Linked DNA regions of Homo sapiens: region 2 is linked to region 1. Evidence: read pairs that join two places in POLR2A ChIA-PET (ENCODE). Cell type or tissue: PC-3. All regions are shown on one strand. Links, peaks and the distances in the headings refer to the core of each region. The heading gives the core; the rest is flanking DNA. Region 1 overlaps ERO1A (endoplasmic reticulum oxidoreductase 1 alpha). Region 2 overlaps NID2 (nidogen 2).

Evidence for each region. ChIA-PET counts read pairs that join two places held together with the same protein. Peaks named below come from ENCODE experiments on the same cell type or tissue, not always from the same donor. Only the 100,000 strongest peaks of a DNase experiment are listed, where the experiment ranks them.
Region 2: POLR2A ChIA-PET joins it to region 1 with 10 read pairs; 2 of 35 experiments call an interaction of 5 or more read pairs at or near these places.

The regions. Positions count from the first base shown.
Region 1 is chr14:52,678,177-52,686,259 of GRCh38, forward strand. ERO1A (endoplasmic reticulum oxidoreductase 1 alpha) reads right to left here. Exons shown (of 16, transcript NM_014584.3): 2 at 5,612-5,731; 3 at 4,149-4,232; 4 at 258-296. Among named protein-coding and RNA genes, the nearest start is that of ERO1A, 13 kb to the right of the region's middle. In PC-3, for the core only: no CTCF peak of the experiment used is centred there; no DNase peak of the experiment used is centred there.
Region 2 is chr14:52,020,625-52,028,707 of GRCh38, forward strand. NID2 (nidogen 2) reads right to left here. Exons shown (of 22, transcript NM_007361.4): 12 at 6,577-6,720. Among named protein-coding and RNA genes, the nearest start is that of RTRAF, 35 kb to the left of the region's middle. RefSeq lists an enhancer at 287-581. In PC-3, for the core only: no CTCF peak of the experiment used is centred there; a DNase peak (open chromatin) is centred at 4,827; H3K27ac peaks cover 1,380 bases.

The DNA of each region.
Region 1 (8,083 bases), core at 1,703-4,202:
TCGCTTGAACCGGGGAGGCGGAGGTTGCAGTGAGCCAAGATCACGCCACTGCTCCATCTCAAAAAAATAAATAAAATAAAATACATAAAAAATAAAATGTTAAACAAAAACAAACAGAAAGAGAGCCATTCAGCATAAATACCTCTCAAGGGGTTTCACCACTGGAAGCAGATAAATGGGATAGTAGGTACAACGGAAATGGGTTTTTCAAGTTTTTCATTAAGATACTGGACACATCAATAGGTATACGTACACACCTTGTAGCTCGCAGATTTAATTCCATCAGGAACTTCATCCTGAAAAAGAAAAAAATATGTTTTTAGTTGGCATTTATTCTATCTTCTTAAAACATATCTTAAATTTCTGTGATTTATGAGAAAAATTCATATAACAAATTATCGAAGTTGGATTTTTTAACAGAATAGGTAGTATTCATATGATTGCTTAAAAGTAAATAAAAATTCAAGAACAAATTATTCTATGGATTGCTGAGCATACATTATGTATATTACAGCAAGGAGATGTAAAAATAATCATTTAGCCATTATCCCTTTTGATGTTCAAATTGTCCCGTATTTGGCCACTAGGAGATCCACTGAGTGCTGACTTGATATTGACACCTGTGTCCTTTTGCTATTACTCCAGTGGTCCTTAGTAGAATTGTTTTTGTTTTCTGTGATGGCCAGATATTCTAGATTCTTGGAACCTAGGGGTTTGGGTCATGGAGACAGATCTCTCATGAACCGCTTGGTGCCATCTCTGAGGTAATGAATTAATCTACTGGTTCTATTATCTAGAAGTAATAAGTTCTATTATCTAGAACAAATCTATTAGTTCACTCCATACCTGGCACCTCCTTGCTCTCTTGCTGTCTCTTGCCATGTGATATGACAGCTCCCTTTTTGCCTTCTGCCATGATTGTAAGCTTTAGGCCTCACCAGAAGCCAAGCAGACGCTGGCACCATGCTTCTTCCCCCTGCAGAACTGTGAGCCAAATAAGCCTCTTTTCTTTATAAATTACCCAGTCTCAGGTGTTCCCTCATAGCAATGCAAAATGGACTAACACATTTATGTTACTTTACCAGTCTCTTCCCCATCTCCTCATCTGCTATTCCACACTCCCCACAATACTGCCAGTTAACATTCTAACTCTGATCTAATCGTGGCATTTCTCTGCTAAGCTAACATTATCTGTATTTATAAACTAAGAATATTTTTAGATGGATAAATACCTTCCAATGATTTTTTTTTTTTTCAGATAGGGTCTCACTCTGTTGCCCAGGCTGGAGTGCAGTGGCAGATCTTGGCTCACTGCAACCTCCGCCTCCTGGGTTCAAATGATTCTTGTACCTCAGCCTCCCGAGTGGCACCCTGCTATGTCCAGCTCATTTTTGTATTTTTAGTAGAGACAGGGTTTCACCATGTTGGCCAAGCTGACCTCAAACTCCTGACCTCAAGTGATCTGCCTGCCTTGGCCTCCCAAAGTGATGGGATTATAGGCATAAGCCACCATGCCTGGCCTTCCAATGATCTTTTAAAGAAAAAAGCTTTTCTCCATCATAACATCAGTTCAAGAAAAAAACAAGTATTGCTGCCAGGTACAGCGGCTTATGCCCATAATCCCAGCACTTTGGGATGCCAAGGCGGGTGGATCATCTGAGCTCAGGAGTTAAAGACCCCAGTGGACAACATGGTGAAACCTTGTCTCTACCAAAAATACAAAAAATTAGCTGGGCATGATGTGTGCCTGTAGTCCGCCTGTAGTCCCAGGTACTCAGGAGGCTGAGGTGAGAGGACTGCTTAGGCCCAGGAGGCAGAGGTTGCAGTGAGCCAAGATCATGCCACTGCACTCCAGCCTGGGCAACAGAGTGAGACCCTGTCTCAAAAACAAGCAAAAAACACAAACAAAAAAAAAAAAAAAAAAAAACAAAGTATTGGCATGAAAGGCATTCTGCCTTTCACTTCTTCCCAGCTCTGCAGAAGCTTAAAATTACTGGATCCTGACTCAATATTTCAGTGCAAATTGATAACTTCCACCTGATTCTTTTATAGCACTTCAATACATTCAAATCAAACAATAAATATATATTTAACATTTCTCAAATGCTAAAATTGGTTGTTTTCTCTTGGATTTACAATGAAATACATCTCATTCATCAGTCTGTCAACTGATGGAATCAATAAGCTATTATTTTATGCTACAGTATTTTCAGGGTTTCTGCTCCCTCCAATCTTCTTTTCCAAATGGTGTCCCCTAGTTCTACACTTCATCAATAATAATCAGAAATAATTGGTATCTCAAGATGAGATTTGACTTTGCAATAACTGTAAAGTATTTGTATTTTCTAATATTAATAAAAAGCTCATTTAATGAACAAGTATAATTAAACGCCTTTATTAAGCATCTACCATATTTCAGCATTTTTACTAATTCATATAATTAGGATATTGGTAAATGTCCCCAACTAATTTTTTCTATTACTAAATTACAAACGCAAAACTTAGAATACAAAATGTTTACACTGTTAATATCACTTTAATGATATGCTCATGCTTTAATAGTGACAAGGTGTTTCATAAATTAATCCTTTAATTTTCAATAAGTTGTATCTATATGAGGATTAATGTAACAAAAAACATGCTTCTCATTCTCATGGTAAAATGCCCATAAATAGTATATGACATTGGCCTTAATTCCACATGCTAGATAAGTCTGTGTAACAATATTTACATATGTAAAATTAAACCACCCAAAACCACAATACCACTTCACACCTATTAGGATAACTATTATCCAAAAGAATAGAAAGTAAAAGTATTGTCAAGAATGTGAAGAAACTGGAACTCTTGTACATTGCTGGTAGGAATGTAAAACGGTACAGCCACTGTTGAAGACAGTATGGCAGATCCTCAGAAAAAAACAAACGGAACTAACACATGATCCAGCAATTCCACTTCTAAGTATATACCCCAAAAAACTAAAGTAGGGACTCAAATAAATATTTGTGCATAGCAGCATTATTCACAATAGCAAAAAGGTAGAAATAACCCAAAAGTCCATCAACAGGTGACTATATAAACAAAACATAGTATAGGCATACAGTGGAATGTTATTCAGCGTTAAAAAGGAATCGAAGCTGGGCATGGTGGCTCACACCTGTAATCCCAGCACTTTGGGAGGCTGAGGCAGGCAGATCACCTGAGGTTACCAGTTCGAGACCAGCCTGACCAGCATGGACCAACATGGAGAAACCCCATCTCCACTAAAAATACAAAATTAGCTGGGCGTGGTGGCACACACCTGTAATCCCAGCTACTTGGGAGGCTGGGGCAGGAGAATCGCTTGAACCCAGGAGGCGGAGGTTGCAGTGACCTGAGATCATGCCACTGCACTCCAGCCTGGGCAACAGGGTGAGACATCATGTCAAAAAAAAAGGTCAACTTTATTTTAAAAGTAAAATAAAAAGATGTACTTAAAAAGGGAATAAATTGTCATTCAAAAATATTTTTAAAACTCTATTTTCACAGTAGGATACTTCAAATTTTAATGCTCCAAAAATTCCTAAGTAAAACCAGGTGTTTTGTCCACTCACACCCCAGGAAATCCAAGGCAAAAACACACCCGAAAAAAGAGGGGGGGAATTTTGTTTATACTTCGATTAATTTCATTTTATTATGCTATATATATAACTTGGTTCAGAAAAGATGTAAGAGGAAAATCAAATATCAGGCCAAAAGAATTATTATCAATCTCCCTAATAAGTCAAAGGATTATATTAACCACAAAATGTTAATTCTATTATTATGAAGGCAGTGTAATTCAAAATAGGTTTTATAAGTTTGGGTTTTTAACATATAAATATTGAATGTTATATTTAAACTAAGGACTGCACGATTATTTTAGTTTTATTGGCTGCCTTTAAAAAGTTGTAATGGGCTGGGTGCAGTGGCTCACACCTGTAATCCCAGCACTCTGGGAGGCTAAGGCAGATGGATTGTTTGAGCCCAGAAATTCAAGACCAACCTGGGCAACATAGTGAAACCTCATCTCTATTTTTTCAAAAAAAAATTCTTAAATAAAACAAAACAAAAAGTTATAATGAATGAAAAAACATGTAACAGTTTTTAAATGTATACATGGTTCTTACAGATTGACATGGTTTGACAGCACAGTCCCTTCTTCCACACTGGCTGATGTCATTCCAGAAAGGACACGGCCTCTTCAGGTTTACCTGTAAAATAATAATAGAAAAAAAATTATAAAAATCAGAATCCCAAAATTATAATTGACAGTTACAAATTATGGTGCTATAACTTGGTCATGTTATCAGGTGCAAATACAGTATTTCTTCCACCTATCTGTTGCCAGTTTATAACAACTGCATAAATGTGAGGCTGGTATAAGTAAATTGGTAGACTTGGTTAGAAAGACACAGACTGGGCCGGGCACAGTGGCTTATGCCTGTAATCCCAGCACTTTGGGAGGCCGAGGGGGGCGGATCACCTGAGGTCAGGAGTTTGAGACCAGCCTGGCCAACGTGGCGAAACCCCGTCTCTACTAAAAATACAAAAATTAGCGAGGCCTGGTGGCAGGTGCCTGTAATCCTAGCTACTCGGGAGGCTGAGGCAGGAGAATCACTTGAACCCAGGAGTCGAAGGGCGCAGTGAGCCAAGGTCATGCCACCACACTCCAGCCTAGATGACAAGAGCAAGACTTTGTCTCAAAAAAGAAAAAAAAGACACAGATTGGGCTGGGCAAGGTGGCTGGCGCCTGTAATCCCAATACTTTGGGAGGCCAAGGCAGGTGGGTTACCTGAGGTCAGGAGTTCAAGACCAGCCTGGCCAGCACGGCAAAACCCCATCTCCACTAAAAATACAAAAATTAGCCAGGTGTGGTGGCAGGTGCCTGTAATCCCAGTTACTTGGGAGGCTGAGGCAGGAGAATTGCCTGAACCCAGGAGGCGGAAGTTGGCAGTGAGCAGAGATCATGCCACTGCACTCCAGCCTGGGTGACAAAGCAAGATTCTGTCTCAAAAAAAAAAAGACACAGACTGCCACTAAATAGACCCTGAACAGATGGCAACTAGGAGCCAAAGTAGCTCGACTCACATTCTTTTCAAACAAGAAAGAGTTAACAGGTAGAGGATAGACAATTGTAAACTGACTACAACTAAATACTCCATTGATCAGGTTTTCTAAACTCTTCTAGTAGATATCTCAAGATAAAACAGCACAAGTGATTTGTTTAAATAATATAGGTCAGGATAAAGTCATGATTCTACAAAAAATATTTAATTATTTTAATTAATTGGAGCCAATCTGATGTTTTAGAAAATTATGATCTCACCATTTTGATAACAATATATAATAATTTCTGTCCTAACTTCAATTTAACCAACTAGATTCTAACTCTAGAGTGTAAAATTCAGTTATTAAAATTATCCAATGGATGGTTTCAGAATCACATGCTTCACTCTTATGAACTGAATTTTCTTAATAAAGCCTATATCAATTTTAAATAACAACTACAATTTTGAAGCTCAGTAATTCTTAAGAAAATCTAATTATCCATTTAAAGTATTCATATATAAAAAATTAAAATTAAAAATACCTTGTAATACCTAAAGTAGTCACTTTCAAGAAGTTTTTGTAGTCTTGGGAAAAGCCTGTAGTTATTAAATCTATCAATGGTTTCAACATCACAGGTACAATCATCCAAGTAACCACTAACCTGTTACAAAGAAAATGAAATATTAAATTGAAATGTCCTAAATGCAACAGGGTTCTTTTTCCTCACATGGTTGTTAGGAAACAGCCCCCTACTCAACCAGTCCTTATCCTCCCTCCTCCCACATAGTTTCTTGAGATGGGGTATGACAATAATCTAGTAATACTGCTGCTCTTGCTATATACCGAGGAATGGAAGGTGTGCAGAGCTCATGACACACACACACACACACACACACACACACACAGAGAGAGTTGGCCCCCTGGCAACCTTTATTTTGTAACTCTGCCCTCCAGGCCATAGTTGACCTGACCAAGGGTAGGCATCCAACTCAAACCAGGTCATGGTCCCCTCTCCAGGATCCTAGAATTGAGAATAACAGGGAAAGATGTCTCCCTGTGGCTAGACCAGTAAAACAAATACTCCATCATGTGAACTGAGGAGCACATGATCCAGTTGGCAAAGAGAGGAAAAGTTTTTAAAAGATACACAAAGCTTGATTGTCCTCGGAATTCTTGGGGGGCAAAAAAAGATACACAAAGAAGCAGAGGTAGGAGATAGAGTATATGCTACTTGGGTATCTGAGGGGTTTCCAGCTCCCACTTCCACTGTCCTTCCTGAGGCACAGCTGCATTCCCATCCTTAGCTTTCAGTAAGGATCTAACAATCCTCAAATATTGGGCTGTAACAATTTCTTAAAGGTTTGGAATGGTGCTTAGAAACCATTTATCATTAGTAACAATGAAACAGCAAACTGACCTCAAAGTCAATCCTGCTCTTCAAATGTTTAAAGCTAATGTCTTAATGGTATGTACTAAATCAAGCTACTAAATGCACATATCCTAGGATACAATGGTAATGATAATAAATATTATCAATTATGAAACTAGAATTCTTTTTTTTTCTTTTTTCACCAGTGTTACTTGCCAAATTAAACTAAAATTCTTAGATGTTTATTTGAGCTAGAAAAACATCTAATAGAACTAAAGATTGCTTTAAGAAACAAATATATCATGATTCCAAAAACAAAAACAAACTTAGGAAAAAACTGTTAAATATAGCATGCTCCAGAAAAGAGATCTTTATACTTTGGTCTAGATATCTGCATTTTAAACTACTTTGGATTATATTTTAGGAAGATCTATAGCCTAGAAATAAATAATTTAAAAATCTACTGATAAGGAAGCAAATCAATAATACTCTATTGAAATACTGAATTAAGATTCAGTATTTCAGAACACTGTAAAATCCTAAACTTTCTTTTGAGAATATCACAAAAGAGTAATGGAAATTTTTCACCTAAAAGAAATAAGAATACTTTGGATGACAACAGCAATATTCAAGAAGAACTTTTTACTGCTTTTCCCACTCTTACTTGTTTTGGACTAATTCAGTTTCTAGAAATCAGATCTACATATTTTGTCATGTAATAACTATTTTCATTTCATATGCAAATTTGTCCTTGTTTCCTACTAAAAATTCTCTGAATACACAAGAATCTCAGAGTCCTAATTTTGGATACCAACAACACAAAGTACTTCTAACCTAAATGATATGATTTTTCAAACTTTCTTTTCAACCTTAAGAGCAGAACTTCTAGGGACAAAAAATAGCTGTTTCTCCCCTTTGATATGAATTATTATGCAAAGAATGACAGACATAGAGACTGCAAAGGCCAAAGGGACATATGCAAAGTAGAGACATTAAGTTACAAAAAGAAACACATGAAAAACTTGAGAGCAAGTTTCAAGGCATCCATTCTTCCCCCTGAGGAATTCATTTTTAAGGTTAAAATATATCTTCAAGCCTCAGCTCAGTATCACCTTTTTCAGGAAGCTGTCCTTCCAGTACTCCTTACCACCCGCTGGGTTAAATGCCTCTCCCAGCTGCTCCCAAGACACTCCACACACTATTATCTAAGTATTACTGTACCTCACAGCAGTGAATTTATCTATTTTACCCCTGCCCACTAAAGTATAAAATCCTTGAGTGAAAAATCATATACTTCCAGAAAGCACACAGTAGATGCTCAATAATTATTTGTGGCCTGTAATCCCAGCACCCTGGGAGGCCAAGGCGGGAGGATCACTTGAGGTCAGGAGTTGAAGACCAGCCTGACCAACATGGTGAAGCCCCATCCCTACCAGAAACATAAAAATTAGCCGGGCATGGTGGCCCATGCCTGTTGTCCCAGCTACTTGGGCGCCTGAGGCAGGAGAATCGCTTGAACCCAAAACGCAGAGGTTGCAGGGAACCAAGATCACACCACTGCACTGCACTCCAGCCTCGGCAACAAAGTGAGATTCTGTCACAAATAAATTATTACTATTTGTGGAAGAGGTGGGTGAATGAATG
Region 2 (8,083 bases), core at 3,735-6,234, 660 kb before region 1:
CTGTAGATGCAAAGGAGCCAGATGAGGCCCAAATATTTTTCAGCTAAGAAGCACATTCTGTCTTGACTAATTAGAATCTTACTATCTAGAACCACACCCCCATTAACCAGGTATTTTCTTTACTTTCCACTTTTAGAAGAAATAAGAAAAAAATATTATCTAGGGTTTTGAAATAATACTTACAAAATGGAAATCTAAATTTGCCAGGCATATCAGTACAAACAATTCAGGCCCCTACACTCTCCACATAGCACCATGAGGATTAATTTTCACCATCATATTTCTCAAAACAACAAAATCCTGACACTTCAAACAAAAGCCAACTTACATTCCTTTTATTTAATGAAATCCGCATATGCCGACAATAGCAAGTCACCCACCCCTCCCATCCCCAGCAGAAAAAAAGCAGCTCTGAGAATTGAATGGTTAAAACTAACGCCCAAGGGATGAGATAAGCTACTTTAAGAGACAGGAAGTCTTTCAGAGTAAAAGGAGGATAAACAAAGGGTGTAGGTCCGATTAAGGCTTGGCTGAAAATAAAACAAAGCAGTAGTTCCATCCATAGTAATAACCAAGTTTCTTTAAAATGTGTGAATAGAAAAAAAAAAAATGTGGGATGGTGTGATCAGTGTGAAACCTAGAAAATGAGAATGTGTTGCATCAATACGGTGCAGCCCATGGTAGAGACACATCAGCATGGGAAGACAGATATTTGAAGCCCTAAATTTGATGTGAATGGGTTGGGAACAGGGCTAGCTCCTCACCCAGGCTCCCATGACCCACATGGAACCTCTTCTAGAGTTACCTGCACCACCCTTTGTCCAGACCACACTGTCACTGGGTCATCCTCTAATAACTAATGTGCTTTCTCGAATACCATTAAGTACACACACTGGGCATTAAGCGTAGGTGTTCTGTTCCCTAGAGAGGAATCTCTTATGTTATAATTAGAAGGTAAGTATTCTGCTTATCTTCTGTCTCTGGGGAGTTTAGTCAGCATATATCAGTTCCTAGGAGTCCTCCCCCAAAAATTCTGAACTCAATGCAACCCATAGAGTCTCCACCCAGGTGAGTGGTTGGCCTCCCTGGATACCATCATTTCGCCTATAAAGGCAAGAAAGCAGATATCAATTCATCTGCAAGGGTAGAAACAAACCAGATTGGCTCCTCAGTTACCCTGAAATCAACCAATGTTGTCATAATTATCCCTGAGCTTGGCTCTGCCTCTTCAACAGGACAATTCAAATGCCCAGCTGGGCAAAACTGGTGACCATCCAATACCTTGGACCTGGAATAGGCTGTAAAACTGGCTGTAAAACTAAACCTGTAAAAATTAACATTCAGCCGAATGCAGGAAATTAAAGCTATTCACAATACGCATGCTAAAAGTACTTCTAATGGTAACAGGAACCCCAAGCAATGACAGGAAGCAGGAATTCCTGAGACACAGGGCCTATTTCTGGAGCCCATGGAGCAGTTTCTTATTGTTACTTTTGAACTCAAGAGAGAGGGGATTCCCCAGAGCTACCAAATAAATCAACGGTGTGCTTAGAACCTTCAGCCTAAGAATTCTGACTCAATCTGAAAGACCAGCCTTCCTCCCCACAGATACTGTTGGCATCATCAAAGATACTAAAGTTCTGGGTAGACAGAAACTATTAGAAATGACCAACAAGGAGGAGAAAGTCCCCAAAGAGACTGAAGATATCACAAGTGAGAAATTCCTGCCCCAAAGATTGAGACTCCCTGAATTCGCAGTCCTGACTCCTCCTTGGAGGGCCTCTCACACCATGATAGAGACTAGAGTCCCGGGACCTGGGCATGCACAGGACATCAGATGTCAAGAGAGAAAACATGGAAAGACTTTCAGCCCCCTGGCAAGGGAGGAACTTTATTGGAGAAGGAGAAGGAGGCCACTGCTTATGCTTAGTCATTACTAGCAGGGGCCTGTAGGGACTGCTATAAAGACAAAAACGTTCAAGAAGTCGTAGAGCCCCTTTATCACTCAGGTAATGAGAGGTAGCTTAATCTCAGTGCAATCCTACACTCTATTAAGCTAGTAAAGAACCTGTTTGGAAAATGTGTTAAAAATCCTTCGAGTTCATGCTTTCGTGCTTCAACATCCTTCTCACTGCCCAAGTACTGAGCAAAACCAGCAGGAACTGTTGGATGATAAACCTAACCCCTGGCCTCGAGTTCCCCCAGGCTCCCGCCCCTTCACCACTGCCCACTTGCCTTTGAGCCCAGTGAAATTTCTTGGCATCAATTAACCTCAAACCCATCCCAGATCCCAATAAAGGATTCAACCCACAGGTCCCACTCTCTCTCTACTGCACAATCTGTTCAATTGGGCACCCTGCTGATTGTACCCCTGTATGGCATGTGGTGAACCCACTCCAGACCTGTAAGTGTAATAAACTACTTCCTTTCAAGCTTCATCCTTGCCTCCTCCTATAACCACACTGATTTTACCATACCATACCCAACATCTACCTACATTCTTGGAACAGGAAACCTGGCCAGGCACATAATGGAGATCATGCTTTCGTTATCAAAGAAGAGAGAAGCTAGGCCGGGTGTGGTGGCTGACGCCTGTAATCCCAGCACTTTGGGAGGCTGAGGGGGGTAGATCGATTGAGCTCAGGAGTTTGAGACAAGCCTGGGCAACATGATGAAACCCCATCTCTACAAGAGATACCAAAATTAGCTGGGCATGCTACTTGGGGGGGCTGAGATGTGAGGATCACTTGAGCCTGGAAGGCTGAGGCTGCAGTGAGCTGTAATCACACCACTGCCCTCCAGCCTGGGTGATAAAGTAAGACCCTGCCTAAAAAAATAAATAAATAAATAAAAATTAAAAAAAAATAAGAAAAGAAAAAACGCCAGGAAACCCAAGAAAGAATAATGTCAGTATCTTCCCTCAGGCCCCTGAGTAATGATGGCTCTGGGTAATGGGCCATCTGTAACCCAGCTTCCTCCACTCACACTTGCTCCTCCTGGGAAGGTCCCAACTCAAGACAATCTGCTTTTGCACCTGGCCAAGTCACAACAATCCAAAAGGACAAACATGTCTGAGAAATATCCAGCTCACACCAACACAAGTTTGAAATCACTCCAGATTGAGGGAAGCTGCAGAGGATTTAACTCTACTTGGATAAAAGCCTCCTGGCTAGTGACTCAGACCAGACTGAGAACCCAAATCCAAGTGCAGCCTCTCCAGGGAGCCGGTTTTTTTAACAAACTATGGCTGGAGAAAAACTCCCACACCCCCTTATTGTTAGTTTGATGGAGTAAAAGAGCATGTGCTTTAACAATGCATAGCACCCACAAAATACAGCCTCTGTTCTTTGGTCACTGAGACACATGTACCCTATGGAATGCCTTTAAATATGCACACATACACATATATTTCAATATTTATTCTTCAAGTTACTTTCATGATTAGCCTAGCCTGATTTATGCATGGGTCTTTAGGAAAATGACCATTCATTCTCTACTACTCCACAATCTGAAAGTTTAGAAGACAACTACATGGTAAGTGGCTGTGGTAGGCAGCCTCTAAGATGGCCCCCAACAGTCCCTACCTAGTGGTATTCATGGTCTTGTGTAATCCCCACCCTTTCAGTAACTTGCTTTTAATTAATAAAGCAACATTGAAGGGATGTCATTTTTGTGATTATGACTTCCATCTTGCTAGCAGACTTTCTCTGGCATTAATAAAGTAAGCTGTAGTGTTAGAGAGGCCCAAGTGGCAAGAAACTGAAGGCAGCCAACAACCAGCAAGGAACCAAGGCTTTCAATCCAATGGTCCTCAAAGAACCGAATCCTGCCCATAACCACGAGTGGATCTTTCCCCAGTTAAGCCTTCAGATGAGACCACTGACCCACCAGACACTTTGACTGTGGCCTTGTGAGAGATCCTAAAGCACAGGACCCAGCTGAGCCATTCCCAGGTCCCTGGACCACTGATATTAAATGTCTATTGCTTGAAGCTGCTACATTTTAGGGTAATTTATTATACAGCAATAGATAACCAATACACTGGGGGAAGCACCTGATGGGTTTGGCATATTTTTAGTTTGTAGGCTTTGGAAAGAATCCTAAAAGCAGAGAACCAGAAATAAAATAGGGACAATTGAAAATGACAAAAATAGGGCAAATTAAAAAATGACAATACTTAAATTCCCAATATGGAAAAGTAGTCAATTTCAGAGCCCTAACATGACCCCAGAAGGTAATCAAAGTCTTGCAGGACAAGTAGAAGAAAAAAGGAGGGAGAGAATCATTGTAGAAGTGATCAAAGCATGCAGCATCTAATCTAAATTAATATTCTGATTAACACTCATCATATCTAGGCTGAAATTAATTTCAACTTCTTTGCTTTAAACCAGAGAGCTAAGGAACTAAATATTTTAAAAGCACCATCTCTGCTGATCTGAGCAGCCAGATGTTTAAATAAATTCTACAGACAAGATTTTTCTCAGTGGATTCACATTTCTTAGAGCTGGTACTAGGGTTAAACCAAACAAACGATGTGTTCCACACGAAGGAAAAGCATCATTCCCACTGTCAGGCTTTGGCACCTCACCCTGAACTCCATACCTGTAGAGGGTATCTGTAAAGAGTGTATCTATTATAGATATACTCAATGTTTTCTCACCAGTATATCTATGACAGATGGAGCTCCTGGCTGGTTAAGTGGGACAAACATCTGTGAATTACAAATCTACCTCATTCTAATTGGGAAATACTCTTTATCTAGAGCTAGGGGTGTTTATTCAAGAGGTCCATAGTCTTCTTACATTACTGGGCCTAATACCAAGACACACAGGAATCCCAACTGAGGGTTACCATCTGTATTAGTCAATTTCCTGTTGTTTATAATAGAATATCTGAAACTGAGTCATTTCTAAAGGAAAGGAATTTATTTCTTATAGTTCTAAAGGCTGAGAAGTCTAAGGTCAAGGGTTGAAATCTGGTGATGGCCTTCCTGCTGGTTGGGACTCTCAGTAGAGGGCTGAGGTGGTGCAGGACATCACATGGTGAGGGGGCTGAGTGTGCTAACATGTTATTTTAGGCAGGCCTCCCTTCTTATCAAGCCTCTAGTTCCATTCCCAAGATAACCCATTAATCCATTGATAGGGGCAGAGCTCTCATGATCCAATCACCTTTTAAAGGCCCTACCTCTCAATACTGCCACAGTGGAATGTAAGTTTCAACATGAGTTTTGAAGAAGACGAATATTCAAGCCATAGCTTCAACTTTCAATACCACCACCAAAAGTATCTATTTAGTGAAAGAAAAAAATAAAAGGGCTGAACTGAGCCACGGCTTTGGGTTAGTTCAGCATAAATTGTTCGAGAAAACCATGCAGCAGAGCTTCTGTACAGCACAAGTGGAAAGAGTAAGAATGAGGCTCAGAAACCACCATGTGCACTTGCCCCATCCAGAGAGAAGTGGAGGGCTGAGCTGCTGTCACAGTGACCTTTGTTCTGTCAGTAACACATGGCCTCAGCCTGCTGTCCACTCAGCCCATCCTGCTGAAACCAAAGGGGAAAAAGGAATGGGAGAAGGATGAGAATCAAACATCTGGTGAGGAGGAGGGAGGCCCGTGCTATTCGGATCTGGTATAAAGCTCCCAGGAATTGCAAAGCTGTTCTTAGCACATCAGCTCGGTGGGCCTGGGCGGATGGAGGCAGATGCACACAGCAACACCAGGAGCAGGGGAAAGTCTGCCTTTTAAGGTTCATGTTCCCCAGCAGGCCCTTTCCCATTCTAAACACGTTTCCCACCATTCTCTCATCCCCAGTGTGTCGTTTTACCCTAACTGTGTGTGTGTGACTCACGTGAAACTGAGTTTCAATCTGATCACATACCACAGGGTATGTTTGGAAAACCTTTTGTGATTTAAGATTTATTTAATGATTTCTATTTTAAAGTACTCCTAATCCTAGTTTCATGGACATTTATACTCAGAGAGTTATGTCGAGCCTTTAAATAACAACCTCACACATTCTTTCTAAGTTAAATTCCAATGGCTAGCCTTGCAAATGGTTTGGTGCTTTTATAAAATACTGCATTAAGTCTTAAAGATAGATTTCTGGGAGAAAAGTTTTGATATGTGTCTTTTTATATATGTGGAGTTCTCTCTTTTGAAAGAGGAGAAAAATTAGAAATTACATATGTGTTTAGAGATTGCTTAAAATATCACTTAAAGCAGAAGAGCACAACCATAAGTGTTGAATTAAGGTGGAGACCGCCTAACAGGAAGGTATGCAACTTTCCCTAAATTCCTCCAGCCTGCGCTGGCTCCAAGGAACCAAGGTTAGAAGCTCCCGAGTGCTACAGGAACGTCTCCGCCAAGGAAGCCATATATGCTCGCCCATCTAGTCCAGAGGAAATCACCCTTGGCTCCCCTTTCTAACTCAAAGGACGCTTTTTTCTCACTATTTTGGCAGCCACAAGGCTGTTAGAGTCAAAGGAAGTCCTTTGTCTTTTCTGGGAGAGCTCCATCTATGTGGGGATGTGCATCCAAAGCAACTTTCCAGTCATTGAGGCTGACCTGCAGTTACTCACCAGTGCACTGGTGCCCATCGCCGGCATAACCAGGCAGGCAGGCACAGCTGAACGTGCTGCCTCCATGGTGAACACACCGGGCCTGCCCAGCAGGAGCACAGGTATGACTGCCATCCTCACAGGGGTTGGCAGGTGGGGTGATCACTGAAAAGAGAAGAAGATAAGGGCATCCAGAGTTTAGGCCTGCAAAGGATGAGCCTCACTCCTCATGGCATGATCCACAGACCAACAGCAACAGACCAGGGAATGCAGGTTCTCAGACCCTACCCAAGGTCCAGTGATTCAGAATCTGGATTTTAATAAGATTCCTAGATGGTTTGTATGCTATTAAAGTTCAAGTACTGGTATGAATTTGCTGTTAAAATACTAAGCACAAAAACCCATCACCTAAGCAGTCCTCAATTAAAGTTTATAACACTCCAGAGCAATTGCTACACACACACACACACACACACACACACACACACGCAGTTTCTCCTGTCACTTTTACCCTCATCCCACTGAATTAAAGAGTGCATTTTCTTTCTTTTTTTTTTTTTTTTGAGATGGAGTCTCACTCTGTCGCCAGGCTGGAGTACAGTGGCGTGATCTCGGCTCACTGCAACCTCCAACTCCCTGGTTCAAGTGATTCTCCTGCCTCAGCCTCCTGAGTAGCTGGGATTACAGGCGTGAGCCACCATGCCTGGCTAAAGAGTGCATTTTCTTTACTCTCATCCATCTTTATCAATGGGATGAATTGGGATAGTTCTTTTGATCCATTTTTAGGTCTGTAGTATTTTCTGGAAATACAGAAGAGGTAATTTGTTACAGAAGGAGCTCTTTAGCCAGTCAAGTAGGACATGCATCAGTGAATTATAAATCCATCTCTTCTAATTTGAAAAATACTTTAGGCTCTATCTAAAGAGCTGGAGGTGTTTACTAGTGAAGTTCATCATCTTGTTACATGACTGGGCCAGAAATCCCAACTGAGGTGGGCATCCTTCAATAACTCAACACCAAAAATATCTATTTAGGGAAAAACAGTGAAAATAAACAGGGCTGAAACTGAGCCATAGCTTTGAGAGATTTTGTTGTTTTTTTTTTTGTTTTTTTGAGACAGAGTCTCACTCTATTACCTAGGCTGGAATGCACTAGCATGCTGTCAGTTCACTGCAACCTCTGCCTCCTGCGCTCAAGCAATCCTCCTATCTCAGCCTCCTGAGTAGCTGGGACTACAGGCGTGTGCCACCACACCTGGCTAATGTTTTGTATTGTTTGTAGAGACGGGGTTTTGCTATGTTGCCCAGGCTGGTCTCGAACTTCTGAACTCAAGCGATCCACCTGCCTCAGCCTTCCAAAGCGATGATTACAGGCGTGAGCCACCACATCCAGCCAGCTTTGGGTTATTTTGATGTAAACTGTCTTCTTAAGAAAACCATATAGCAGAGCCTCTGAATAGCAGAAGTCAAAACACTGACAGATTAAAGAGCAAGATTAAAGAGCACCATTTTGGCCACACAGGAAAATG